Linked DNA regions of Homo sapiens: regions 1, 2, 3, 4, 5 and 6 are each linked to region 7. A link is a loop called in an ENCODE intact Hi-C map of the cell type or tissue named here. Cell type or tissue: K562. All regions are shown on one strand.

Region 1 (4,000 bases), 390 kb before region 7:
TAAAATCATACTTTATAAAAAGATCTATGTGGCTGATAGAATTCTGACATTCCCCTCCAAATGGAAAGTGATGTGTTTCTTTAAAGTAAAGGTAGAGGAGTCTTAAATATAGGTGTTCCTGCCCCTATTGAGAGGTTTTCAAAACATGCTCTTAATTTAACGTTTAAATATACCAGAGTCTTAGAATGTGAGAATAATGAAATTGGTTTGTTTTAATTTTGTGATAATATTAAATCTACTGGAAAGAATATTCTCCTTTGAAAAGATTCTCAGCTCAGTGATCATAGAACCTGTACTTGCGTTTAATTCAATGAGGAAAGACATAGAAATGCCACGTTAATATCCTCATTTAGGTGGTTTCTCCCTTCACTGATCAGCCTATGAATGTGTCAATGCAGTACTCCCCAGTTTAGGCTTAGGTACTTATTGAAAGGATGCTGCCTGAGCATTTTTAATAATTGCTATTTCAAGATCACATTTTGGCCGTGAGGCAGGCTGCCACTCACTTTAGGCTCTGCCTAGGCAGGAATGGGTCCTGGAAGACACATGTTCTCTCTCTCTCTCTCTCTCTTTCACACACACACACACACACACACACACACACACACGCACACACACACCCCTCTCTTCTCTCTGGGTACACATTATTCTGGACATCTTCAGTTTCCAGGATTCTCTATGTCTCCAGCTAGAAGTCAGGGCTTAGCCTGTGGTGATCCAGCCACCCTCAGGTTGAATCTCGATGAAGTCACAGGAACCACCAGTGGCATGGAGGGTAAGGGATCCTGCTATCAGGTTCAGCCAGGAAATGCTCTGGACACCTGCTGGTGGAAAAGTTTAATGCTGGGCAATCACAGGTCAGGTCCCTTCTTCCAGTCGGCAGTTCAGCCTCCCTGACTTTCTCTGGGTTCCAGTCAGTGCATGAGGATGATGGTGACATTTATTCAGGGGCAGCACAGCAGCCTCAGTCACCACCAACAGTCACTGTCATATGAGAAAATTAGATAGAAATTGGCCTTCCAACTCTTCTGTCAGATCCATCTTTGCCCTTTTTCTGCCTGCTTGAGTGAATACTACCAAGACCAGCTCAGGTTTTTGCTGATGCTATCACACGTGCTCCTAAAACCAGAGGGCTTAATGGTATTTTCTGTTTATCTTTACGGATTCAATGAAAAGACACCTTTTCTTACTGGTCTCCCAATGAAAACATAATCACTATGTCCACAGTAACAAAGATAGCCCTCGTTGTTGTCTGCTGGGATGAGAAGAGCAGCAGAAGTTTGGCAGGTATGGCCCTCATGGGCTTCACATGTCCCTACATCTGGCCCTGGCTTTGCTGATCACCCTTTGGGCTCTGAACCCACAGAGAAGTTAGGTTTCTCTTTCTTTTGAGATTGCCTCTGGAAGAGCTGCTCTGTTCCCAGGTGCAGGGCAGCCCCTCCGCAGTAAGGACCCAGCTCTCAGAGCCATGAAGGCCTCAAGCCTCCAGGTTGACTCCACATTTCTAGTGCTTGTCTCTGGTTCTTTGGTTGGAAAGATGTTGGATGAATAGAAGTTCTCTGAGACCTAGGCTTTGTGAATCCAATCCCCATTAAATCCAGGGATCTTCTTAACGAATAAAATGAATCAGGGCCCAGTGATGGTGGGGAAATGGGACGTGAGGGTTCCTCAGGCCAGTAGTATGGGGAGAACATCCAAAAAGAAAGGAGGGGTTCCACTTTTGAGAATTGTCTTTTTATATCCATCCACATATTGACGAAAATTATAAAATTAGACTAAAATACCTTAAATATATAACATGGTCAAAAGAAAAGAGGTATTACCAGGATAATATTAAATAGCAAAAGAAGTCAGAGGCGAAACAGAGCAAGAGACACTTTTTTTCTGACAGCATCATTCTTATGGGCTATAATGCCAAGGCTTGTGCAGTAGGAGCTGAAGGAATCTCACAGGCGACCCTCACGACAATAACGACAATAACAAAATAAGTCAACCTCTAAAAGAAGCCCATGTAGAATTATCCCCAGGTATGAACCACCTGGAGGCTCAGCAGAACATTAAGCCTTAGATTGGGTTCAAGATGACCACAGACTGGTGATGACCACAGGCCCCTGGGAGAAACACACTCACACGCCTGGTGATGCTGATATCTGGTAAATCATCACTGTGCATCCTGAAACACATTCTGTGATTAGCTCTTTGCAGACCATAACTAACGTGAAAGAAATAATGTCTCAGCTGTAAACACTGCAGAGAGGACCCACTCATTCTACTCCCTTAGGTCATGAGTTGAAAGATCCATTTGCAATGGTCAGGATGTCCTTCCAGAAGAGCTGGGTCTGTGTCTGAGGGGCCACCCGACTTGGGATCGGAGCCAGCAGGGGGTGCTGTTGGACTGTTCCTGAGAGGGAAGGGCTCTGGGCCAGGCCACATAGGAAAATACTGGTTCTCATACACTTGAGCAAGCAGTGTCCTCACTGAAGTATGACTTCCTGCACCTGCACCACCGAGCAGGAGCCACTTCCTGCACCTCAGGAGCCACTGAGCACTAGACTCACACTCCAATGCTTCCTATTTTATCCTCCGCCCTCATGGAGTCCTTGTCCAAGCCTGCCCTTCAAGCAGAGACAAATCACACAGCAGGAACAAATTTGCTCAAAGGAACTTGAACTACAATGTTTCCTGGGCACAGAATGAGAAACACTTGGAATTGGGGAAGTTCCCATCCTAACAACTTAGACTCAGCAAGAAGAACCCTGGAGCTTCTCCAGCATGGCCAGAATCTCAGTCCACTTCAAAATCCTCAGTCTTTAGATCAGGAGTTCTTTTAGGGATGAGGTCAAGGTTTCTGGGTGCACATTACCACTGCCTTTCAGTCCTATCGTCTGGGCATGAGGAGCTTGTTATCTCGTTCTATCCATTATTTCTAAACCTCCTTGTAGAGGGCTGGGTTAGAGAGTGCTAACTGCCATTTATACAGTCTGGACCTTTGTATAAAATTATAAACACACACACACACACACACACACACACACAAACACACATACTTATTTTGATGTTCCAGCGAAAGAGTAAAACTAAACTCAACAGAAACAGAAACAGATTTGAATAATACAAGACAATCTCATTAATGAACATAGAAGCAAAACTTTCTCAGAATATTAGCAATTAGAGTCCATTTTATATCAATGAAGGATTATCTTGAGCATCTGGGAGGATGTGGGTTGAGACATTTGCACAGTCATTGGAAGACAGTGAACATGATTTTTGAAAAAACAGCATGTTTAGAGATATCAACCAGAGGTCAGATGCTTCAATCAGAGAAAGATCCTCTGAGTTCTCAGGGCTGCTTCCCTGAAAAGCTACGGGAGAAGGAAATGGAGTGACTGGACACAATGCCAGGGGATTCATTGACCCTTTGGCTTCCCATGGGCAGCATGCATCAGCATGGTCTTACAAGGATGAAAAAGGGCATCCCTCAAAAAAGACCGACCATTTCCCCAGAAATTAATAAAGAAATATCATGGCCGGGCGTGGTGGCTCACGCCTGTAATACCAGCACTTTGGGAGGTGGGCGGATCAGGAGGTCAGGAGATCGAGACCATCTTGGCTAACACAGTGAAATCCCATCTCTACTAAAAATACAAAAAATTAGCTGGGTGCGGTGGCAGGCGCCTGCAATCCCAGCTACTCAGGAGGCTGAGGCAGGAGAATGGTGTGAACCCAGGAGGCGGAGCTTGCAGTGAGCCTAGATAGCACCATTGCAGTCCGGCCTGGGCGAAAGAGCGAGACTGTCTCAAAAAAAAAAAAAAAAAAAAAAAAATCACAGTATTTTCACCAGTGCATTTCTGTTTGAGCGAATATGTTGGGTGAAGAAATATATAATATATACTTTTCTAAATGAAATTTTTATCTCACAAAATTGTAGAATTAAATTTTTGTTTTGGATAAGAAATCAAGAAACAATCACACACATTCTTATGATCTCATGAAAACCAGG
Region 2 (4,000 bases), 360 kb after region 7:
CCTATGCAATATTGGGGACATATTTATGCTTAAAAATGCATTCACTGTTTGGACATCCTATATTTTATCTGGTAATTCTATTCATGACCAAGTAAAAAAGCACATTTTTTTACTTTGCTTGTCATGTGTGGTATATGTATGTATTTGGAGTTATTAACCATTTATCTTTTCTTATTATGAGTTGTTAGCAGAGTATTCAGTGAAATTGTGACTAAAGATGAAGATAAACTAATATAGTTAGCTGTGGATGCAGTGGCTCTTGGGAGCCTGCATCTCGCTTGGAGGAGAGGGTGAGAATTTCGTTCATATAAAGGATAACTGCTTCTTATTAGACGGAAACAGAGTTGTTTTTTGGTTCCTCAGAAGTTCAAATGTGTGTAGAAAGATAAATACGGAAGCTAAGTAGGAAAGCGGGTGAACTCTGCCAGTTATCAGCGGAATGTTCTAGCTGCAAATTGCCCCTTTCTCGCAAGCTCTAGGAAGCCGGCTGGTAAACAGCGCCCTCCTTTGCCCGCCGCTGCAATGTTAGGCTTTGCCAAAAGAGAGCACCTGGGGGAAGCTGCGAGGCCACCGCGGCGAGAAGGTGCTTTCCTGTTTCCCTGCTGTCCTTTCTTTTTATTCCGCACAGAAGCCATATATATATATATATATATATATATATATATATATATATATATATATATAGTGTACATTTATATATTAGGCTTTTAGGCCATATATATATGTGTGTGTATATATGTATATGTATCGCTACATATATATACTATATATACATATATACTATATATACTTTCTACACACTATAAATAGATAGTGTGGCACATCTATATATTACACATTTAGGCTCTTTATAGATATGTACCACCACATATATAGTGATACATTTATATATATATATATATATCGACTAAACAGCATTTAGGCTGTTTCCAGCTTTTTGCTACCACAAGTAATGCAGGAATTAGCAAATAAGATCTTCCAGATAATACCCAGAGGCAGGACTGCTGGATCAGGAGGAATGCACATTTTCAGTTTTACTGCCCTCTAATGTGGCTGATGAATTTACACCCTACTAGCAATGTGTGGGTTCTGTTTCTCTAACTCTTTACCACACTTGATATCAGCAGACTTTTCCATTTGCACCACGCAGCTCTTACTACAACCCTCCTTTACAGCTCTCAACTAACCCAGGCAGGCAGCATGCGTGGGCCAGACACCAGGGCAGTCCTCCACTGCAGTTAGATATTGAGTCTCCCTCCTGTGACTGGGCAGACGAAAAGGACTTGTTCACTCTTGTTTTCTCTAACACAGCGCTTCACACACAGAGTTCTTTTCCAGTTATGTGACTAATTCAATAAACTGCCTGAGCCTTAGTTTCCCAATCCTTGTCATTAAATGGTCACTGTGCCCACTGGTGTGCTGGGAAAAGTTTAACAACTAACAGAGTAGCAAGGGCGGTGGGAGTCCTAATTTGTAGCATTTGCCCATTTCCATGGTATAAATAATCCCACCATGGCTGATTTCAAGCTACCAAGGTGCCCCACTGAACACAGAGTTGGGAAGAGATGCTCTTAAATCATCAGCTCTCCTGAGCTGGTGCAAGCCAGTTGCGGGACACCACTGGGCTTTTTGCAACCCTGTTTCTTAATTCTCAGTTCTGGGCAGGCTGTAGTCGCCTCCCCGTGCTTCTGTACAAGTAGACAGCGACATCTGGTGGCAAAGTCAAGCAAATCCCAGACCATGTAGAGAAGGGCCTAGAGTATGGGAAAACAAGAAACACCCCTCTTCTCCCACCAGCACCCCCACGAAAGGTTCCTGTCCTCTTCCTCAACCAACCCTGGGACCCATCAACTCCAGCAAAAACTCAATGCCTGGGGAGTTCCTACATGGGCAGCCTGCAGGTCTCCCTTCCTGTGGCAGCTGGGGTAGAGTGGCATGGCTCCTGGTGTTGGAATAAGCAGTGACCTCGTACAGCAGTCATTCCCACTGCCTGCCTGCAGACCCCTTGCCTTACCCCTGGTTGAGAATTATCAGAAGCGTCCCTCAACCCAAAGCAGTCACCACAGCACTCCTAGAACAAGAGTTACTCAGCTAGTGTGACCAGAGCACTGGTTCACCATGAGCGCTTCCTCCTGGAATTTGGACAACCATCTCAGGGCCTTTCTTTGGTCAATTTCCTTCTGATTCTGTGTGTAAGACTTGTGTGCAGAATCTCAGTGGCCTAAATATCTCAGCCTATGGTAGGATAGGCGGGGAAGTGAGGGTGGCCCCTGCAATAGCAAAGCCATTACACTTAGCCTTTGGCCACTAAAACCCCCTATGGCAGCAACAGGCTGCTGACCACCGAACGTTCACCTCCTTTTCCATAGTGTATTCCTTTTCTTGAGACAGGGTCTCCCTGTATCACCCAGGCTAGAGAGCAGCAGTGCATCCATAGCTCCCTGCAATCTCAGACTCCTGGGCTCAAGTGATCCTCCTGCCTCAGCCTCCTGAGTAGCCGGGACTACATGCACACACCACCACACTTAGCTAATTTTTGTATTTTTTGTAGAGATGGGGAATCTCATTATTTGCCTAAGCTGGTCTCGAACTCCTGGCCTCAAGGAATCCTCCCACCTTGGCCTCCCAAAGTGCTGGGATTACAGGCATGAGCCACCACATCCAGCTTCCATAGTGAACTGTTAAAGAAGGCATCTGTTTAGCCCAGGACTCTACTTTCCATATCCCTAAAAGGGCAATGTGTGAAAAGATTATCTGTGCAAATATAAAGTCCCTGGCTGCTGCTTCTACAGACAAGCTCCTACTGCATCCTCAGGCAATCACCTTTCCACCCTGGGGCTGATCCTCCAGACCTGCACCAGCCCACCCACATACCCCTGGGCAATGATAGGCCCTTCCATGGACCAGCTTCTGCTCACACTCTCTGGCAAGCGTCTTGGCCTCTGGCAGGCTACAGCTCACAGCAAAACCATGCTCTCCTGGAAAAGTCTGAATCTCAGCCTTGCCTGGGGTCCCATTCTCAAGCTCTTAGTTCCTTCACTCACTCCGCGTGAGTCGGTAGCTGCTTTCTGAATCTGCTACTCATGAACGTTGTACAGTCCTGCTTTATCCTTTTCATGAGCTCACCACTCTTTATAGTTTAACAACTCTGAAAAAATCCCTGTTCAAATTACTGGTGTGGTTTGCCTCCTGAGTCTACCCTGGTTGACACAATATCTCAGCATCAAAAGATGGCATGGAAATGAAGGTCATCTCCGAACTGCTACTATGATAGACCTTCAATCAAATGAAGTCAAATGAAGCCTTCAGGCATTCATCTTGCAGAATGCAAACAGTCAGCTGCCACAGGGAACTGCAGAAGGCAAGCGTTGTGACCAAACCATAAATGCTGGTCAGCCCCATCTAAATCAGGTTAAAATGGGGATAGATATCAGCCAGTGAGAACACAGGCAGCTTTCTTTGGAATGGCCACTTCGGGGGTGGTGGGTGAGCAAAGAATGGATGCAGATGCTCTCTCCTCTCCAAGGAGCAATGTGGACTTCAAAGCCCACAAAGATTCGTGAGATTTATTCCTAGAATAAGTACCCTAGAGAAGCCCGCCCAGCAGAGTATAAAAGAAATCAAGAATTTCCGGTGGACCCAGAACGTGTCACAGCTTGGGGCCAAATAAATTACACTCCTGCAAATGCCTCGGGCCTAGCTCCAGTAAAAAGTGACAGGACAGCCATGTGTCCAAAAGCTAGTGCATTGCACAGCAAGGAGGAAACCAATTTCCTTTAGCCTTTGCTCCCCTAGAGACGTCATATGACCAGAGTGAGGTTGGACACTCAGCTCTCTATCTTTTCAAATAATTCCCCATCTCCAAGTTCATGGAAAGAGAGAAAACCATCATGTCACCATAGCGATGACTCCTCTAATGATGGTTCAGAGTGGAAAACTTCTGACTTCAAGGATGGCCTCATACAGGATGGACGTGAATGCTGGTCCTCAAAACCCCAAT
Region 3 (4,000 bases), 240 kb before region 7:
GAGAAATGCTCAGCCTTAGGTGGCCCAGGCACAGTGGTCCTGTCAAAGGTCTGAGCTCTCTGCAACATGGATATCCTGCAGAGACATCCTTGGGAGGCTGTGATCCTAGAATGATGTAAAAATGCTAATGGAAGTGAGCAGGGGATGGTTTATGGAGGAATGAGGAGATGGGTGTGGGGTCAGATGTGGTAAGGAGGGTGCACCCTGAAGAGGAGACTGTCCATTGTGACTCATAGGAGAAGGATGCCCGGGGCCTAGGGCAGTGACAAAAAGAGGACCTGGAAGGACCGGCACCCTGAAGACACGTAGAGACTGGGGTTTGGTTTGTCTGTGAGGGTTCCTGAGGAGAATCACATAAAAAATCCACAGTCAGTGTCTTCTGTCCAGGGCTCACTGTCGCAACTGTTGCCCCTTCCTTCCAGATCCTCTGGGTGTCCAGGTTCCTTAGCCGTGGATCTGCTCCTCTCTCTGCCCTCAGCCTAAGAGCTGATGGGGCATCCACCAGGAAGCGCATCCGTGGGCAGGGAGGAGGCCGTGGGCAGCCTTCTCCTGTATGTGAGACACTGCTCAGCCTCGGTGACCCCCTGTTCATTAAGGTGGGAGGAAAGGAAAACAAAATTCACTGTGAACATCTATGCATCATCAAAGAAAAAGCAATGAGAAGAAACAGGAAGTGAAGCCCAGCTCTAATAGTTTATTTCTACTTGGAAATAAATAAAACAATATGCCTGATGTGTTATATAAACACAATAAACTTTTTATAAAAACTATGAAAATTATGTAAAGGAGCATGGCTTACACTAAAAGGAACATTTAAAATAATGACACCCTTGAAATGCAATCCCAAAACACAGCATCCATTTTATTTCAGTTACATATACGGACTGGTTTTATTTAAATGCCTGCAATAAATCTCACTATTTTGTTGTTTAAATGGAGCATTTAAAATCTCATTGTGGCCAGGCGCGGTGGCTCACGCCTGTAATCCCAGCACTTTGGGAGTCCGAGGTGGGCTGATCACAAGGTCAGGAGTTGGAGACCAGCCTGGCCAACATGGTGAAACCCAGTCTCTACTAAAAAAATACAAAAATTAGCCGGGCATGGTGGCTCGTGCTGGTAATTCCAGCTACTTGGAAGGCTGAGGCAGGAGAATTGCTTGAACCTGGGAGATGGAGGTTGCATTTAGCCGAGATGGTGCCACTGCACTCCAGCCTGGGCAACAGACCAAGACTCCGGCTCAAAATAAATAAATAAATAAACAAACAAATAAATAAAAAATCTCATTGTATTGCAACTGCCTGATGATACATTCACAAGTATAAATATCAACATAACCATCCAGCTGTTTCCCTCCATCCACGTAAAATTCCCCAAACAAATATTTGTTAAGAGTCCAGGGTGTATCATGCCAGAACTCATGCAATCATAAACACAATCTATTTCATTTTTCATTTTGATTAACAGAATTATCTTTTTTCTTAAGATTATTGTTTTTAGTTTATTAGATTCTAGATGTCATTACAGACCAAAGATGAATAATTTTCATCATCTTCAAGCCACCCCCACAAGACTCACTACTGAATTTGAACCATAATTTTTCCCTGGAAATCCTAGTTGGGGTGCTCGATGCTAAGAGCTATCACATATCAGGCTCACCTGAGGACAGACTCTGGTCGTCAAACCAAGTTAAAATTTTAATTCTTCCCATGTTCAAAGACTGAACATCTTTGCTCTTTTTGCTCATAAGTGAAACACTCCAAAGACATTTGCCAGGATCCCCCACAGACTGGCATTCAGTGCTTGGAGGACAGACTCCTAGGCAAGATCCCTGGTCACAGTATCCGGATGACTATGACTGCAAATCTGGGGAAGTAGAGGGAGAACAAAGATTTACCAGAAAAACCCTCTGGGAATTCCTCCCCAGGGCATCCCAGAGGGAAGAGCTCCCTTTCTCCTCAGCGCAGCAGGATCCACAGAGGAAGTGGAGCCCTGGCCACCAGGGAGGAGTCACATGAGAGGAGAGGACCCGGTGTCCAACACTGGTGGGGAAGTGAGTCCATGGGGCCGGTCCCCGCTCTGGGCTTGATCCTGAAATAAAAGGACTTTGTGTAGACATCACCTGAGTCCTCTACAATGTACAGCCAAAGAGCCATAGACAGATTCACTCCTGAGGAGTCCAGTAGAGCGTGAAGACTGCCCTGAGGTCACAGGAGGGAGACACAGGTGCCACCTTACTGGGCCGGGACTTGGGAGCGGGGGCAGTGGCCAGAAAACAGGGCGGGGCGGAGGCAGCGGTGAATCTCAGAGGCTCTGGTCACCTGATCATAGAACGGTTTGCCTTAGTCTGGACACTAGGGGGCGCTTGGGGACCATTTCTGAGAAGACTTGGGGTAATCAGAGCAGAACCAGGCACCTGCCCTGCCTGATGTCCTCTGCTCAGGGCTGGCAGCTGTGTCCTGTGTCCTCCCCACCCCCTGGGACCACAAAGCTCCACCCCTGCCACACCCTGACATACTCAAGCCCAGGAGCCTGACCCAGGGCTCAGGGTGGGGTCAAAAACCGGGGGGATCTGATTTGCATGGATGGACTCTCCCCCTCTCAGAGTATGAAGAGAGGGAGAGATCTGGGGGAAGCTCAGCTTCAGCTGTGGTAGAGAAGACAGGATTCAGGACAATCTCCAGCATGGCCGGCTTCCCTCTCCTCCTCACCCTCCTCACTCACTGTGCAGGTGACAGGATGGGGACCAAGAGAGGGGCCCTGGGAAGCCCATGGGGCCCTGCTTTCTCCTCTTGTCTCCTTTCGTCTCTTGTCAATCACCATGTCTGTGTCTCTCTCACTTCCAGGGTCCTGGGCCCAGTCTGTGCTGACTCAGCCACCCTCAGCGTCTGGGACCCCCGGGCAGAGGGTCACCATCTCTTGTTCTGGAAGCAGCTCCAACATCGGAAGTAATTATGTATACTGGTACCAGCAGCTCCCAGGAACGGCCCCCAAACTCCTCATCTATAGTAATAATCAGCGGCCCTCAGGGGTCCCTGACCGATTCTCTGGCTCCAAGTCTGGCACCTCAGCCTCCCTGGCCATCAGTGGGCTCCGGTCCGAGGATGAGGCTGATTATTACTGTGCAGCATGGGATGACAGCCTGAGTGGTCCCACAGTGCTCCAGGCCCAGGGGGAACTGAGACAAGAACCCCCTTCCTCCTCTGTCAGGAGGGTGAGCCCCGGCAGCTGCTGCTCAGGCCCGGCCTGTGGCTTCTGCTGCTGTAGCTTCCCCCATGGGTCCAAGGGCATCCAGGGCCCTGCCTGAGAGTGGAGGCTCCTCCTCCCCTTCATCCTCAGAGTCATGAACAGGCTGTCCAGGAAACAGAACATCCTGCTTCCTGCAACTTGGGACACAGGGTCTCTGCACTGAAGTCCTGGACTGAGGTGGCAGGTACAGCTGTGTCGTCACAGACCCACCTCTGATGGGAAACCTGTGTCTCTGTCATCCTCCTTTTCCCATTTCCAGGAGTTTCCAGAGTGGTGTCTTCCTCCCCCTGCTCCTCAGTGTGAATCCCTGTGCTTCCTTTCTCTCCAGCCAATTCTTTTTTTAATAAAACTCCTTTCATGTAGGAATAATGCATATTTAATAAACCACCCAGATTTATAATAGGAAATTAGACAAATGTTGACATTTTTTGATCCTTGAATACATCACCACCAACACGCAGCTATGCAACCTGTGACCAACCCCAGCAACCCCTCATGACCCCTTGTCATCTCCCTCCCTCCCTTCCCCAGTGCTATCCTGTGCAGCCACAGATCTGTCTCTGTCACTATTGTTTGCTTTCCATTTTTTGGAATGTATCAGTGTTATCAGACATTATCTTCCCATTTGTTCTGGCTTTTTTCACACTGCAAACTCCTTTTGGGATTCTTCCTGTTCTCGCTGAATTGCACCCATCCCATAGAGGGCTCATTACTACCTTTGAGGGCCTTTAGGTTGATTATTCCTGATTTTGTT
Region 4 (4,000 bases), 150 kb after region 7:
GGAGCTGAGCCCTCTGTCCTGGGCACTTCCAGATACACCCGACCCCTCCTCCCTCTGCCTTTCCTTCCAGCTCCAGGCGGACTCTGACTCAGGGGGCAGCTCCTGTACTCAGGGGAGTCTCGGGTGGGTGTGGTGGGGCATTTGGGACCCTGGCCCTGGATGGGCATCCCCAGCCTCCTTCAGGAGACACTCTTCAGAGGGACAGGGCTTCTCACCTGCCTCAGGCCACAGCTCTGACCATGGTGCTGTCCACGCTCAGTGACAGGACACTGAGCAGGGGCCTGGCTGGAGTAACCAGGGACCACCCAATCTCTGGAGCTCACATGCTGTGCAGAGACCATGACCCTGGGACCCTTACAGAGACCATGGACCTAACGTTAGATTCTCAGTCCAGTGTGGTTTTCTGCTGCTTTTTGCAAGTTTACATAAAATATTGATGAGAAAAACATGAATAAATAACAGACAAGTTGACGGTGCTGATTGCTAATCTCTTGTGGCAATGAGGGGTGATGTAGCAGGAGCAGCACCACGACTGAAATGAGACCAGATGCCATGTTGACTCCACAGGGGTGTGTGGTTGCTTAAATGACCCAAATATTCCCACTGAATAATCAGCAAGTGTCCTAATGACACAGCACAGCATTTAGATGAAATGAACAAGAGGGGACTGAGTCTGAGGGACCAGGAGGAGGAAGATCATGGGTCCCTGGGCCACCTGCTGCTGAGTCAGGTGTCATCATGATCTCTCCACAGAGCCCAGCTCAGCCCCATGGCCAACCTCCTGGAAGGTCCACAGCTCTGCTGAGCCTGGCCCAGGACAGACCCCAGGTCAGCGAGGTTTGGGACAGTGGTCATGAGGTTAATTCCCACAAAGGTCTATGATCACAGGGCTTGAAGGCTGCAGCTGATTTTCTAACCAGAGACCCTGCTTGTTCCTCCTGTTGCCTGTGCTGCCCTCACAGCTGGTTTGAGAGACATCTCTCCAGGAAGAGCCACAGAGGATGTAAATTTGCATAAACGCTTAACACTGACTGCCCCCGAAAGCCTGAGAGGGAATAAGAGAGGCCTGCGGAGCCCAACTGTTCTGTGGGTCCAGGAGGCACAGCTCTGGGAATCTCACCATGGCCTGGATCCCTCTCCTGCTCCCCCTCCTCACTCTCTGCACAGGTGCTGACCCCAGGCCCTTCCCCAGGCTCAGTCCCCACAGATTCCAAGTTGAGCCTGACCTGAATCCTGAGCAAAGCCCAGACACAGCCTCTGGGTGGGACTCCTGGAAATGGGTCCTTTGTCTTCAAGCCCCCTCTCTTGTTCTTCCTTGCAGGCTCTGAGGCCTCCTATGAGCTGACACAGCCACCCTCGGTGTCAGTGTCCCTAGGACAGATGGCCAGGATCACCTGCTCTGGAGAAGCATTGCCAAAAAAATATGCTTATTGGTACCAGCAGAAGCCAGGCCAGTTCCCTGTGCTGGTGATATATAAAGACAGCGAGAGGCCCTCAGGGATCCCTGAGCGATTCTCTGGCTCCAGCTCAGGGACAATAGTCACATTGACCATCAGTGGAGTCCAGGCAGAAGACGAGGCTGACTATTACTGTCTATCAGCAGACAGCAGTGGTACTTATCCCACAGTGACACAAGGAGACAGGGAAGTGAAACATAAACCCCTCCCCCTCTATTTCATCCCCTTCCTTCTGCCCCAGGAGGACTGTGGACAAAGCCATGAGCAGGCTTGGCCAAATTCACCCAAATTTGAACCCCCAGGCTGCCCTTCCCTCCAGCCCTCCAGGCAGGCGCTGCAAAGGAGTCAGTCTGCAGTGGATTTGTGCCTGGCAGGCCTGGCAGTCCTGTGTTTCTTTGCCTGGGGTTTGAGTTGTTGATGGAGGGTCTGACTGGAAAGACAGACACAGGGAGACATCCATGCAGGCATGTCCAGAGGGATGTGGGGAACTCTCAGGTCTCAGTTCAGTGCAGTCATTGTTGTATCCTCTGGGAAAGCATTCCTCCAGTGCACCTAAGACCTCTAGACCCACAGAGCCTGAGGTCGGGATGAGAGAATGTCAAATTTTTGCTGATGGATCACTAAAGGCATTTTTGAGTGGAGCCACTACAATTTACTCCTTGATTCTGGACTCGTGGATCCTGACTGTGGGAGAAACAGCACCATCTATTGGGCACTGATGCACAGCACATGCCCCATCCTGGAAGACATTGCCCAACCCTACACATACTTGCCACTTGCCTGGTGCAGTAATGGAGTCTCCATGCAGTCATTAAACCATTCATATAAGCCACATGTCTCAGAATGTTGGGGACAAGAGTAAGAATCTTGAATGCCAGGAGAAAAGGCCCATAGCCCTTTATTTGCGGTGAAACGAGTTCCTTGGTCAGAACCTCCTGTGGAATACCATCGTGATGGGTGCATCATTCTGTAATCCAGAGATAACAGTTTTGGCAGAAGCATTGCTGTCAATGAAAGCAAATCCTCTGTACATGCCAATGCTAGTAAGGAAAAAGAGCTGTCTCTCCCATGATGGAAGAGCTCTAATGAAATTAATATCAAGCAGGCCCCTGGCTGTTTTCCACAGAGAAGGTCATCCTATAGGGATGCCTGTGTTGGTCTCTGCTGTTGACAGATTGTCACCCAGCAGTGGCTTCAGCCAGGCCAGCTCCAGTTAGTGGAAATTCACATTGATGAGCCCATTATCAGCCTCTATCCCTGCCACCATGGCCACATTTTTTTGGAGTCTGTTGGACAATGACAGGAGTGGTTGACGGAGGCTGCCTGGTGTCCATAGAACAGGTCACCCTACTCACCTGATTAGCAAAATCACTTCATTTTCACAGAAGACTTAGTGAGTATTTATATATGGAAAAAAATTCTCATGCTTTTTGCCCACTGGAGGAGGTCTACTCACACATCTCTCCCCCTGACATATTTGTGATCAGTATTCCTGTTGTATCTCTCCCAAGTTCCTGAACATCCTTGACCATATTCCAGGACCCTGAGTCACAGCCCATGAATTAGGAACCTCTGCCCATCTCTTTGCAGGTGACATGAGCCAATTACACTGCTTAAAATTCTGCTTTAAGGAGAATGTTCTTCCACCACTGCTGTTCAGGGATTCTCAGAGGCCAGGTGGAGTACTAGCACCGTTCACACCAGTGGTGGATGCATGTCCTGCAGAAACATCTGTAACCCCAGCCTAATTGCCTCCTACTAGGCAGCTGATCTCAGGGAGCCACTCTGGAGGCCAAGGCTGTAGGGTGAGAGGAAGGCATGGTGCAGGGCTTGGGTCATGTCTGTTTGGCCAACTCTTCACGCAACTTACTTGGCCCTCGTAACCTAATCCCTCAAGTCACAAATACATCCCTGCCGTGTGATTGGGGAGCTGCCTAAAATGGCCACCCGGGACTGTGTTTCAGACGAAATCCAGCATATCAGCAACTTGAGTCTCGTGGTGAGCTCTGTGGCCACAATCACACAGAGCCTCTGCCAAGGCTCAGGAGCCCTCGCAGTCTTTCTCAAATGGTGTTTTCTGCTCATTCAAAACAAAATAAGTAGGGGGGGGGGCTGCTCACGTGCTTCCAGTCTGGGACACTAGGACCACCTAAACCACACCCACGATCTTGTCTGATTATTTTGATTCCTTGTTGGCTCAGTTATGCATTATGGCAACCAAACCACAGTGTCATTGGCCATAAAATGCCAATCCTTGGTCCCCACCTACCCTGGGATCCCCTCAACCACATCTTGCTACCCAGTTAAGGTTTCAGCAACACTGAGAAAAATGTATTTTTATATTGAGAGAGGAAACATTCTTTCAATTGTGAAAAATTTATAAGGCAGGAATGTGAAAATATTTTAAAAGACATTTTACAAAGGGTGAAAGACCCTCCATTAAACCACTCAATATATGACACTGTAATTGGCCTCCCAAACCCTGACTTCAGCTCTGGGTTGGGACCTTCTGTAAAGGGGCCTTTCATCCTCAAGCCCTCCTC
Region 5 (4,000 bases), 290 kb after region 7:
AAAGGAGTTTATTAAATCCCTAGACACAAACAAATCCATAAGCAGAGATGAGAGATGCGGGCTCAGCTGGCCCAGTCCCACAGGGGTCATTCCTCTTGTGATGGAAATGACCACATGAGGGTCCCCCAAGCGGTGTTGGGGGGCAGTCATGGGGAACTGGCCTCCCAGGGCTACCTGCTGCTTGGGCTGGGCAGAGGTTAGAGGGATGGAAGTCTGGTCCAGTCCTTCCCAGCAGCATCTCCAGGCTCCTCCTCCCTCTACTGGGGCTTCCCCTCCACTCCCCAGAACCATCATTGCTTCCTCATCTCCTGTCTCCTCCCTGCCCCAAGGCCCTCCCTGTGCTCACCCTGGCTCCTCCCCCTGCTCCATGCCCAGCCTCTGCAGAGCAGCCCAGGCCCAGAGACTTGGGCAGAAGCTTCCGTCCCACCAGCTGCAGAACCTTCCCTACAGAACCAGGCCAGTCCCTGTGTCTCATATTTGTAGAGATCCCAATCACCCTCAGAGATGACGGGTGGGAAACCAGCCCACAGTGACCTAGGCTGTTGGGCATATGGCCTTCAAGCTGGCCTTCAAGCCCACTTGGCTGCATCTCCTTGGCCAACTCCAACATCCAGGCTGGGAGTCTGGAATCCTAGTTCCCCTGGCCCATTCACTCCCACTAGGGTTGCTTCTAAACTCCCTGGGCCTCAGCTTCCTAGTCTGCCCACTGGAAGCAGCGACAGGCATTTTCCAGGGCTGCGGTAAGGGCCCTGGAACACCCTCTCTCACCCTCTCTCTCCCTTTCTCTCTCTCTCTCTCTCTCTCTCTCTCCCCCCCTCCCCCTCCCCCTCCCTCTCCCTCTCTCTCTCTGCCTCTGTTTCCTCCTCAGTAGTGGGAAGACCCCCTGTCAGGTGGGCCAGTCCATGACATCTACAGAGGGAGCAGGAACCTCTCCTATTTCCTGGAGGAGAGCTGGGGTGGAGGCTGCAACCCAGGATCATCAGAGGAGCTGGGGTCTTCAAGGTTCCTAGGGACCCCTTAAGCGGGGGTCAGAGTGGCTTCAGCGGTCTTATTGCTCGGTCCAGACAGAAGATGTTTCCAGTTGTGAAAAACGACTTCAGGGACAACAAAAACAGAGATTCGCCTCTCCAGACACCAGTGGTTGGTGTGCCTGGAGTACTCCTCGTACCAGGCAGGGGAGAGAGTCCTAGACAGAGGAGGTTCTAAGTGTCACCTAGATTTCAGGCCTCGGGGCCTGTATTGGGTAGGTGATGTCACAGTGAGTTGATGCTCTGTAGCCCCTTCCCTAGGAGGTGGCAGAGGGAAGAGCTGGTGGTCCTCTGAGGTGTGAGTGAGTCCAACCCTGAGGGTCTTCCCAAGCTGGAGGTCCCTGGGTGTAGACGGAAGAGGTTCTGGTCAAAGAGGCCTGGTGTTGAATCCTGGTCCATTTATTCATTTGGTCAAGAAATATTCATGGAGGACCCAATATGTGCCAGGTGCCAAGCCAGGTGACTGGGGACACAGTGTTGAGTGGGACAGTTGGCTCCTTCACTGCTAGAGGTATTATATTCTCAAGCCGAGACTCGGCTCTACGATTGTATGTCAGATATATAGCCTCTATGTGCATGTCTCCAGAGACTGGTTTCCTGGAGTTCCAAGTGACAGCCATCACTCACCTCGAATGCAAAAATTAAAGGAGCATCCAAAAACCTAGTGACCCAGATAAATAATACTTAATGCAATATTTTCAAAAATCAAAATTAATGCCCAACAAACCCACAATGAACAAAATTTCAGGATCTGACTCACTCACCTCAGTGGTTTTGTTCTTGGTCCTACCCACAGTCCCACAGGTGAGTGAGTACCCACAGGGATGCAAAACCAGAGTCAGGCCCCTGCACCGCCTTCTGCCCGGCCACCAGAGCCCTCCCCTGGGTCTTGGCCTTTCTCTTCTGAAGAGCTCCAGCCAGTTCCTCCTCAGGCTTCCTCTACTGCTGGTCTCTTCTGCCCCCTACTGGATTCTCCCCTTACAGCTGCACTCCAGGCAGCTGGTGGAGGTTAAAGAACAGAAACCTCCCAAAACTCCACCCTCCAGTTCCAGGCTGGCTCCACCTCATGTCCAAAAAGGCTGGTCCTCCAGGTCTTTGATTGCTATTAGTAAGTCCCAAGACACAGTCTTTACACCAAGTCGCTGTGTGCCTTGGGCAAGAAACTCTCCCTCTCTGAGACTGTGTTTCCACACTGGTAGAAGTAGCTAGAAGACCTCCCTGCCAGGTTGGCAAGTCCACTCTGTGACATCTACAAAGGGAGCAGGGATCTCTTCCATTTCCTGGAGGAGAGCTGGGGTGGAGGCTGCAACCCAGGATCACCAGAGGAGCTGGGGTCTTTGGGGTTCCTGAGGACTCCTCAGAGGGGGATCAGGAGCTGCAGAGCCAGCTTCTAACTCTGGGGACTCAGAGATCCAGAACCTTTGTCATATCCCCAGCCAATACTTTGTCATCCTGTGCCTCAGACTCCCCCAGATCCCAAGAGTGAGAAGCTCAAGATGAGACAAGAAAGACCAGCCAGCTTGAATTTAGGGATGGTGGGGAGTGGGGAGCTGGGGACCCCTGGACCTGGGGGAGAGGAGTCTGCAGTGCCTGCAGGTGGAGTTTCTGGGACCTGGGGGATGGAGACTGGGCAGGGGACTGACCAGCAGAAGGCCAAGGTGGGGGATACCCTCAGACATGGAGCAGGGCAGAAGCAACTGGATGGGGTACATCCCTCTGCTTTGGGAGAGAAGGGCCAGGGCGGGACCCAGAGAGCTCTGCAGAGGCACCACAGACCCTCAGCAGGGGGTCTGCCAAACAGGACAGCTGGACTTGGCTGCTTCTGCCCAGGCCTGGATCCAGCCCTTGCACATCTCAGGGCAGGGGATAGGCCTGGGTGGCCAGAGCTGCAGCTGCACCTGCTGGGGAGGCCTAGTCCAGTCCTCCAGGGTCCCCAGACAGACTCGGATTTCCGACTGCAGCCACCATGGAAGGATGTGGTCTGCGGTGACGATGTCTATCCAGAGGCCATGGCAGGTGCAAGGGTGGGGGTAGGGGCAGCAGCTGGGGATGCTACATTTAGGGACAGCCCCTTTTTATCCCCAAGACCTGGGACTGTCCCTGAAAGGAACCACAGCTTCTGGGTCCTGAGCAGTGGGTGAGTGTCATACCCACAGAGGGGCTGGAAGGGAGCAGCTTCAGCCTAGACTCCCAGGGCAGACCCTGCCCCAGCCCCGAATATCCAAGGAGCCCAAGATCAGAGGCAGGAATAGGCCAAGCTCCCCAGTGGAGAAGCTGTGCTGGACCAGGGGTTTCCCAGGGCCCTCCCTTGTGCCCTGAATGATGTCTGTTAGGGCACCTACACCCTGTTACTGCTCAGTGCCTTGCCTATTTTGAAGGACAGGGATGTGTGGTGATTATTTGTATAATCCAGCCCCCAGCACCTGGTCCTCAAAAGTTACCCAAGCAATGTGTATAAAGATCCAGCCTGGAGATCTTTGAAAACCGATTCGATGAGTCGAACCATTAAGTCATGATCACCATCCTCAACTTCATCTCTTTCTTCCTCCTCCTCCTCATTATCATCACCTTCAAGAACTGTTAAGAGTCTGAGACTTCATCCTATTTGCAGACTAAAAAGTAAGCCTGCCACAGTGCCATGGATGCTGGCAGAAGATACAAGACTCCTGGGTCAGAGACAACGAATAATCTGTTTTTCACAGCAATAGCAGTTGCCAAGGTATCAGCATTGTCTTGCACCAGTTCCACAAGGTGATGCAAAGAGGGCCAGGTGACATCTGCATGCCAGAGCTCAGGGATCCCAAATATTTCATACTTGACAGTAAGCATATATCTGTGTTTTGCTCCAAAGAGAGGCATTCTCTGTACCTTCCGAGGTTGTTCACTCCACAAACACTCTTGAAAAGATAATCCACAATCAGTGCCTTTGCCCGAGAGACATGCAGAAATGCAGAGATCCATAGTAGACCACT
Region 6 (4,000 bases), 94 kb after region 7:
AGGGGTGTGTGGTTGCTTAAATGACCCAACTATTCCCACTGAATAATCAGCAAGTGTCCCAATGACACAGCACAGCATTTAGATGAAATGAACAAGAGGGGACTGAGTCTGAGGGACCAGGGGGAGGAAGATCATGGGTCCCTGGGCCACCTGCTGCTGAGTCAGGTGTCAGCATGATCTCTCGGCAGGGCCCAGCTCAGCCCCATGGCCAAACTCCTGGAAGGTCCACAGCTCTGCTGAGCCTGGCCCAGGACAGACCCCAGGTCAACGAGGTTTGGGACAGTGGTCATGAAGTCAATTCCCAAGAAGGTGACTGCGATCACAGGGCTTCAAGGCTGCAGCTGATTTTCTAACCAGAGATCCTGCTTCTTCTTCTTCCTCTTGTCGCCTGTGCTGCCCCCACAGCTGGTTTGGGTGACATCTCTCCAGGAGGAGTCCCAGAGGAAGTAAATTTGCATAAACACCAAACACTGACTACCCTAAAAAGCCTGAGAGAGAATAAGAGAGGCCTGGGGAGCCTAGCTGTGCTGTGGGTCCAGGAGGCAGAACTCTGGGTGTCTCACCATGGCCTGGATCCCTCTACTTCTCCCCCTCCTCACTCTCTGCACAGGTGCTGTCCCCAGGCCCTGCTCCAGGCCCTGCTCCAGTCTTATTCCCCACAGATCCCAAGTTGAGCCTGCCCTGAATCCCGAGCAAAGCCCAGACACAGCCTCTGGGTGCGACTCCTGGGAATGGGTCCTTTGTCTTCAAGCCCCCTCTCTTGTTCTTCCTTGCAGGCTCTGAGGCCTCCTATGAGCTGACACAGCCACCCTCGGTGTCAGTGTCCCCAGGACAGACGGCCAGGATCACCTGCTCTGGAGATGCATTGCCAAAGCAATATGCTTATTGGTACCAGCAGAAGCCAGGCCAGGCCCCTGTGCTGGTGATATATAAAGACAGTGAGAGGCCCTCAGGGATCCCTGAGCGATTCTCTGGCTCCAGCTCAGGGACAACAGTCACGTTGACCATCAGTGGAGTCCAGGCAGAAGACGAGGCTGACTATTACTGTCAATCAGCAGACAGCAGTGGTACTTATCCCACAGTGACACAAGCAGACAGGGAAGTGAGACATAAACCCCTCCCCCTCTATTTCATCCTCTTCCTCCTGCCCCAGGAGGACTGTGGACAAAGCCATGAGTAGGCTTGGCCAAATTCACCCAAATCTGAACCCCCAGGCTGCCCTTCCCTCCAGCCCTCCAGGCAGGCACTGCAGAGTAGTCAGTCTGGAGTGGATTTGTGCCTGGCAGGCCAGGCTGTCCTGTGTTTCTTTGCCTGGGGTTTGAGTTGTCGATGGAGGGTCTGACTGGAAAGACAGACACAGGGAGACATCCATGCAGGCATGTCCAAAGGGACATGGGGAACTCTCAGGTCTCAGTTGAATGCAGTCATTGTTGTATCCTCTGGGAAAGCATTCCTCTAGTGCATCTAAGACCTCCAGACCCACAGAGCCTGAGATCAGGAGGAGAGAATGTTAAATTTTTGCTAATGGACCACTGAAGACATTTTTGAGTGGAGCCACTACAATTTACTCCTTGATTCTGGACTCATGGATCCTGACTGTGGGAGAAACAGCACCATCTATTGGGCACTGATGCACAGAACATGCCCTATCCTGGAAGACATTGTCCAGCCCTACACATACTTGCCACTTGCCTGGTGCAGTAATGGTGTCTCCAAGCAGTCATTAAACCATTCATATAAGCCATATGTCTCAGAATGTTTGGGACAAGAGTAAGAATCTTGATTGCCAGAAGAAAAGGCCCATAGCCCTTTATTTGCAGTGAAATGAATTCCTTGGTCAGAACCTCCTGTGGAATACCATCATGATGGGTGCGTCATTCTGTAATCCAGAGACAACAGTTTTGGCAGAAGCATTGCTGTCAATGAAAGCAAATCCTCTGTAGAATAAATGTCAATTCTAGTAAGAAAAAAGAGCTATTCCTGCCATGATGGAAGAGTGCAAACGAAATTAATATTAAGCAGGCCCCTGGCTGTTTTCCACAGAGAAAGTCATCCTATAGGGATCTCTGTGTTAGTCTCTGCTGTTGGCAGATGGTCACTCAGCAGTGGCTACAGCCAGGCCAGCTCCAGTTAGTGGAAATCGACATTGATGAGCCCATGGACAGCCTCCATCCCTGCCACCATGGGCGCTTTTTTTTATGGAGCCCACTGGGCATTGACAAGAGTGGTTGAGGGAGGCTGCCTGATGTCCACAGAACAAGTCACCCTACTCACCTGATTAGCAAAATCACTTCATTTTCACAGAAGACTTGGTGAGTATTGACATATGGAAAAAATTCTCTTACTTTCTGCCCACCGGAGGAGGTCTATTCACACATCTCTCCCCCTGACGTATTTGTGATCAATATTCTCATTGTGTCTCTCTCAAGTCCCTGAACATCCTTGAGCATCTTTCAAGACCCTGAGTCACAACCTGTGAATTAGGAACCTCTGCCCATCTCTTGGCAGGTGACATGAGCCAATTGCACTGCTTAAAATTCTACTTTAATGAGAATGTTCCTCCAACACTGCTGTTCAGGGATTCTCAGAGGCCAGGTGGAGTACTAGCACTGTCCACACCAGTAGTGGCTGCATGTCCTGCAGAAAACTCTGTAACCCCAGCCTAAGTGCCTCCTCCTAGGCAGCTGATCTCAGGGAGCCCCTCAGGACGTCAAGGCTGTAGGTTGAGAGGAAGACATGGTGCAGGGCTCCGGTCATGTCTATTTGGCCAACTCTTCATGAAACTTACTTGGGCCTCGTGACCTAGTCCCTCAAGTCACAAATACATCCCTGCCATGTGATTGAGGAGCTGCTGGAAATGGCCAACCGGGACTGTGGTTCAGACCAAACCTAGCATACTGGCAACTTGGGTCACATGGTGAGCTGTGTGGCCACAATCACACAGAGCCTCTGCTGAGGCCCAGGAGCCTTCACAGTCTTTCTCAAATGGAGCTTTCTGCTCATTCAAAAAAATAAGTAGAGGGAGGCTGGGACCCCAGGACCACTTAGACCACGCACATGATCTTGTCTGATTATTCTGAATCCTTGCATGCTCAGCTATGCATTATGGTAACCAAGCCACAGTGTCTTTGGCAATAAAATGCCACTACTTGGCCCCCACCTACCCTGGGATCCCCTCAACCACATCTTGCTACCCAAAACAGGTTTCACCTCCACTGAGAGAAATTTATTTTTATATTGAGAAGATGAAAGATTAATTATTTCAATTGTGAAAATTTTATAGGACAGTAATGTGAAAATATTTTAAAAGACACTTTACGAAGAGTGAAAGACCTTCCATTAAACCACTCAATATATGACACTGTAATTGGCCTACCCAAACCCTAAGTTCAGCTCCGGGTTGGGACCTTCTGGGAATGGACCCTTCATCCTCACGCCCTCCTCTCCTCTCCTCTCCTCTCCTCTCCTCTCCTCTCCTCTCCTCTCCTCTCCTCTCCTCTCCTCTTCTGTCAGCCCTGTGCCTCCTATGTGCAGAGACAGCTGGTCTCAGTGTTGGTGGCCCTGGGACTGACAATCATGAGCACATACTCTGGAGATAACCTTGAGATAAACATGCATTAAGGAACCAGCAGAATCCAGGCCAGTCCATGGTGCTGGTCATCTAGTATAACAGCAACTGACCCTCAGGGACATCTGCCCAATTCTTAGGCTTCAACTCAGGGAACATGGCCACCATGACCATTAATGGAGCCCAAGCCCGGGAAGAGACTGACTATTGCTGAACTGCAGATAATAACAGTGGGAGCAGCTGGCAGGGACTCATAGTAACACAGAGAGACAGGGACTAGCCACAGAACTGTCCCATCTCGGCCTGGCTCTCATTCTCAGCTGCCCTGTGAGCAGCTGAAGGTCAGGCCTCAGGGTCAGGCGTCCTCTCTGGTCTTAACCTGGCCCCTGCAGGGCTGGTGATTCTGAGCAGCTTCTCCATCCTCTCAGGGCC
Region 7 (4,000 bases):
TCCTACCTCAGCCTCCTGAGTTGCTGGGACAACAGGTGTGTGCCACCATGCCCAGCCAACAGAGAGGGCAATATGGACTTGAAATGGACAATTTCCATTACTTGAAAGTTTTTGAGAAAGAACTGAGGTTTGTTTAAGAGGAAATCAGCCAGAGACTCAAAGTTAAATCTATCAGGCCCAAAGTCTCTTTGGGGAAAGGAGACTCTTGGACGTGCACGCAGCAGCAAGTGGTATGGGATCCCTTCTCTGTGGGGACCTTGGCCCAACTGCCAATCTTTTCAACTGACCCATTTGCGTTTTCCATAAGTGCTCGCCAGCCAGCAGCTGTGACTGCCCCTCAGTCTCAGGAAGGGAGAAAGAAGGAAACAGGAGCAAAGCCTCTTTCAATCTTAGCAAATAAAGTGGGAGCTTTGACTTTTTTGAACACCCAGATGACAGGAAAGAGGAGGAAAATTTTCCTAAAGCTGTTATTTTTTAATGCCTCAGGAAGAATCACACCCGGAGTCTCATCCACACTTTATTTGGAGGTATTTGGGTCTCAGAGTTTGTGCTGAGTTAGTTAATGATTTGGGCTACTGGGATGGGGTGAATGTGTTTTACAAGTGAGAAAGAAATAAGCTTTGGAGTCCACAGGGTGGAGGCTTATTGGCTAAATTGTGTCCCTCAAGATTCATGCAATGAAGCCTTAATCACAGTGTGTGACTAAATTTGGAGACAGGGTCTTTATGGAGGTGATTAAGTGAAAATGAGGTCATGAGGGTGGGTTCTTATCCAGTCTGACTGGTGTTCTCCTTAGAAGAGAAAATTTGCACACACAGAAATCAGACACCAGAGATGAGCAGGCGGAGGAAAGACCATGTGAGGTCACAGCAAGGAGGTAACGACCTGCAAGCCAAGGAGAGAGGCCTCAGGGAAAATCAGTCCTACCAACACTTTCACCCTGGACTTTCCAGCTTCAGCACTGAGAAAATAAGTTTTGCTGTTGAGGCCACTAGTTCTTTGGTATCTTGTGATGGCAGCACTGGCAAATGAAAACAAGAGGGACCCCAAAGACCTTGGGTAGGGGGAACAGATGGAGCAGGGTGCAGGAGGCAGGGCAGGGAGGGGCTGGAAGGTCATGCTCTGAGGTTCGTTTCCTGGATGGAACTGGGACTCCACTCACTACTGTCTGGGGAACTTGGGGAAAAAACTTCACCTCCCAATATTGATTCCCTAATAAAATCTGGGCCCTGAGCATAGGGCTCCTCATCTTCCTACTCCATATGATGCAAGTTTTCTTGAAGTTATGCTTGTAAAACACTCACCAATGCATCTGGCATATATTAAGGGCTCAAAAGTAGGCCAGGCATGGTGGCTTATGCCTGTAATCCCAATACTTTGGGAGGCCGAGGTGGGGGATCACTGGAGTCCAGGAGTTCCAGACCAGCCAGGCCAACATGGTGAAACTCCATCTCTACTAAAAATACAAAAAAAAAAAAAAAATAGCTAGGCATGGTGGTGCCCTTCTGTAATCTCAGCTATTCAGGAGGCTGAGGCAGGGGAATAGCTTGAGCCTGAGAGGCGGAGGTTGCGGTGAGCCCAGATGGTGCCATTGCACTCCAGCCTAGATGATAGAGTGAGACTCCATCACAAAAAGGAAAAAAAAAAGGTTGTCATTCTGCAGCCCAGATCGTGCCATTGCACTCCAGCCTGGACGATAGAGTGAGACTCCACCACACACACACACAAACGCACACACACACAAAAACTAACCCCCGCCCCGCAAAAATCGAAGGTAGCCATTCTGCTGTATGATCTATTGATACATACAGGATGACATTTGTCCTGTGGGCACCAGGGGGCACTGTGACCCCTGGTTTGGGACACTAATGGCTCCAAGTCCCTGGTAGTACTTGAGTCATTTCCTTTCTGGCCCCTTCTATTGAGTGGAATCCTGAAACCCACCTGACTCTTCTACTCTTGAAAAATTACGCAGAGAATGTCCTCAGACATAGGGTCAGACAAGAACTTCGACATACATTTTAAAGAATGGAGAGCAGATTTACATCCGCTGCTTAACAGGGAACCAACTAACAAAGAATTAAGAATAAAGGAAGTAGAGTTGCATGAAGAGACTCCCCTTTCTATGATAAGAAAGGCCTGAAGGTCCCTTCCCAGCTGTGGACTCAGAGGCAGAGCTCTGGGGCATTTCCATTATGGCCTGGACCCCTCCCCTGCTCGTCCTCACTCTCTGCACAGGTGCTGCCTCCCAGGGCTCAGCCCCCAGTGGGATCAAGATCAGCCTGGCCCTGACCTTCAACTCAACATAGGGAGTGATGCAGGGTGTGGGGTTCTGGGAATGAGGCCCTCATCCTCAGACTCACCTCTCCTGTCCTCTCTTGTGGGCTCCGTTATTTCCTCTGGGCCAACTCAGGTGCCTGCAGTGTCTGTGGCCTTGGGACAAATGGCCAGGATCACCTGCCAGGGAGACAGCATGGAAGGCTCTTATGAACACTGGTACCAGCAGAAGCCAGGCCAGGCCCCCGTGCTGGTCATCTATGATAGCAGTGACCGGCCCTCAAGGATCCCTGAGCGATTCTCTGGCTCCAAATCAGGCAACACAACCACCCTGACCATCACTGGGGCCCAGGCTGAGGATGAGGCTGATTATTACTATCAGTTGATAGACAACCATGCTACTCAACTCACAGTGACACAGGCAGATGGAAAAGTGAGACACAAACCCTTTTTCTGTCTGTGTCACTCACTTCCTCCGGCCCCAGCAGGACTGTGGACACAGCCATGGGCAGGTCTGGCTCAGTTTTCCTGGATCTGAGACCCCAGGGTGCCCTGACCTCCAAGCCCTCCAGGGAGACTCTGAAGAGAGTGGGTTAGGTCAGGAGAGGACTTGGGGCTGGCAGGACCAGACTGTCCTGGTATTGTCCAGAGTGGCTGTGTCTTGGCTTAAGATGACCTGAGTGTAAGGATAGTCAGAGGGAGACAGCCATTGAGTGGTAATGGTCCCTGGATTTCCTTCTGTATGGTGACTGGACCTAAGGCAGTGCTGCTTTTCTGTGGCCCAAATGCCCCAGATCATTCTGAACTTCTCAGGTTTAACTGAGACCCTCAAGCCCCAGCTCCATGACATCCTCATATTCTGAACAGGGAGGGCCACCACAATGGGCAGTGTGGTGTCCATCAAGATTCCCCTTTCAGGGCTCACCCATCCGCCATACACCCAAAGCTGCCGGGAGGCCCTGGCTTCTCACAGCTGCTCCCCACCGGAAAATGCCATTGATTGCAAAGAATGGCCTCCCCCAAAAGTTTGCCCATGTCAGAGCGTGGCTCAGGTGCAATGACTGCTTGATGCCTCAATCCCAAAGTCAGGCCTTAATTTAGGATGGCCTTGAAGTGTGTTGCAGCTGAGCACTCAATTGTAACACATTCCCACTCATGCCTCCCATACTTCTTTCCTGAGAATATATCCCTAAACCTCACTGCATGGAATTCCCCCTCTCAGAGTAGGAGTCTGGGGAATTAAAAGATTTAAAAACAAACCAAAACAGTCCAAAGGGAAGAGTAACAAAGAGGAGAGAGTTGCACAGAGAGAGGACTCTGGAGTCTGCAAATGTTCGTGAGCACCGATGAGCACATATGTGGGAGGAAACAACCTCTGGAAGAGAAAAGAACCATCCAAAGACACTTGAGAGAACACTCCAGAGCGTGTGTGCACGCACACACACACACACTCACACCCCACATAAAGAAAACAACAACACTCATCATCATCAAATTGCTAAAAAACATTTTAGCAATTTTATGCTAAAATGATGATGAAGAAATGTGGTGAAGAAATGTAGCCTTAAAAGTAGCCAGAGAGACGAGGTGGCTCACGCCTGTAATCCAAGCACTTTGGGAGGTCGAGGCAGGTGGATCACCTGAGGTCAGGAGTTTGAGACCAGGCTGGCCAACATGATGAAACCCCGTCTGTACTAAAAATACAAAAAAGTTAGCCGGATGT

Evidence for each region. A loop is a pair of places that touch in the nucleus more often than their neighbours do. Peaks named below come from ENCODE experiments on the same cell type or tissue, not always from the same donor. Only the 100,000 strongest peaks of a DNase experiment are listed, where the experiment ranks them.
Region 1: it touches region 7 in a loop (3-fold over the local background); 4 of 110 quality-filtered maps call a loop at or near these places.
Region 2: a loop joins it to region 7, with 4 times the contacts of the local background. A loop is called at or near these places in 23 of 110 quality-filtered maps.
Region 3: it touches region 7 in a loop (2.4-fold over the local background); 2 of 110 quality-filtered maps call a loop at or near these places.
Region 4: a loop joins it to region 7, with 5 times the contacts of the local background. A loop is called at or near these places in 7 of 110 quality-filtered maps.
Region 5: it touches region 7 in a loop (3.0-fold over the local background); 14 of 110 quality-filtered maps call a loop at or near these places.
Region 6: a loop joins it to region 7, with 3 times the contacts of the local background. A loop is called at or near these places in 33 of 110 quality-filtered maps.

What each region holds. Positions count from the first base shown.
Region 1 is chr22:22,205,613-22,209,612 of GRCh38, forward strand. It overlaps IGL. Among named protein-coding and RNA genes, the nearest start is that of VPREB1, 37 kb to the right of the region's middle. In K562, CTCF peaks have their summits at 829, 2,383 (motif pointing right) and 3,355; DNase peaks (open chromatin) are centred at 400, 799, 2,369 and 3,289; H3K27me3 peaks cover 1,771 bases.
Region 2 is chr22:22,954,392-22,958,391 of GRCh38, forward strand. No RefSeq gene overlaps it. Among named protein-coding and RNA genes, the nearest start is that of IGLL5, 69 kb to the left of the region's middle. RefSeq lists an enhancer at 321-470. In K562, no CTCF peak of the experiment used is centred here; DNase peaks (open chromatin) are centred at 500, 1,230, 1,700, 2,900 and 2 weaker places; H3K27me3 peaks cover 621 bases.
Region 3 is chr22:22,355,113-22,359,112 of GRCh38, forward strand. It overlaps IGL and IGLV1-47. Among named protein-coding and RNA genes, the nearest start is that of VPREB1, 110 kb to the left of the region's middle. RefSeq lists a silencer at 2,449-2,548. In K562, a CTCF peak has its summit at 2,354 (motif pointing right); DNase peaks (open chromatin) are centred at 1,630 and 2,349; H3K27me3 peaks cover 687 bases.
Region 4 is chr22:22,746,300-22,750,299 of GRCh38, forward strand. It overlaps IGL and IGLV3-16. Among named protein-coding and RNA genes, the nearest start is that of LL22NC03-102D1.18, 37 kb to the left of the region's middle. RefSeq lists an enhancer at 1-383. In K562, no CTCF peak of the experiment used is centred here; DNase peaks (open chromatin) are centred at 1,986, 2,202, 3,232 and 3,532.
Region 5 is chr22:22,882,147-22,886,146 of GRCh38, forward strand. LOC105372948 (a long non-coding RNA gene) reads right to left here and starts at 2,453. Exons shown (of 4, transcript XR_938047.2): 1 at 1,793-2,453. It also overlaps IGL. In K562, no CTCF peak of the experiment used is centred here; DNase peaks (open chromatin) are centred at 311, 1,099, 1,985 and 2,688; H3K27me3 peaks cover 533 bases.
Region 6 is chr22:22,686,205-22,690,204 of GRCh38, forward strand. It overlaps IGL and IGLV3-25. Among named protein-coding and RNA genes, the nearest start is that of LL22NC03-102D1.18, 23 kb to the right of the region's middle. In K562, no CTCF peak of the experiment used is centred here; a DNase peak (open chromatin) is centred at 1,647; H3K27me3 peaks cover 348 bases.
Region 7 is chr22:22,592,372-22,596,371 of GRCh38, forward strand. It overlaps IGL and IGLV3-32. Among named protein-coding and RNA genes, the nearest start is that of LL22NC03-63E9.3, 35 kb to the left of the region's middle. RefSeq lists an enhancer at 2,392-2,891. In K562, no CTCF peak of the experiment used is centred here; a DNase peak (open chromatin) is centred at 1,850; H3K27me3 peaks cover 2,172 bases.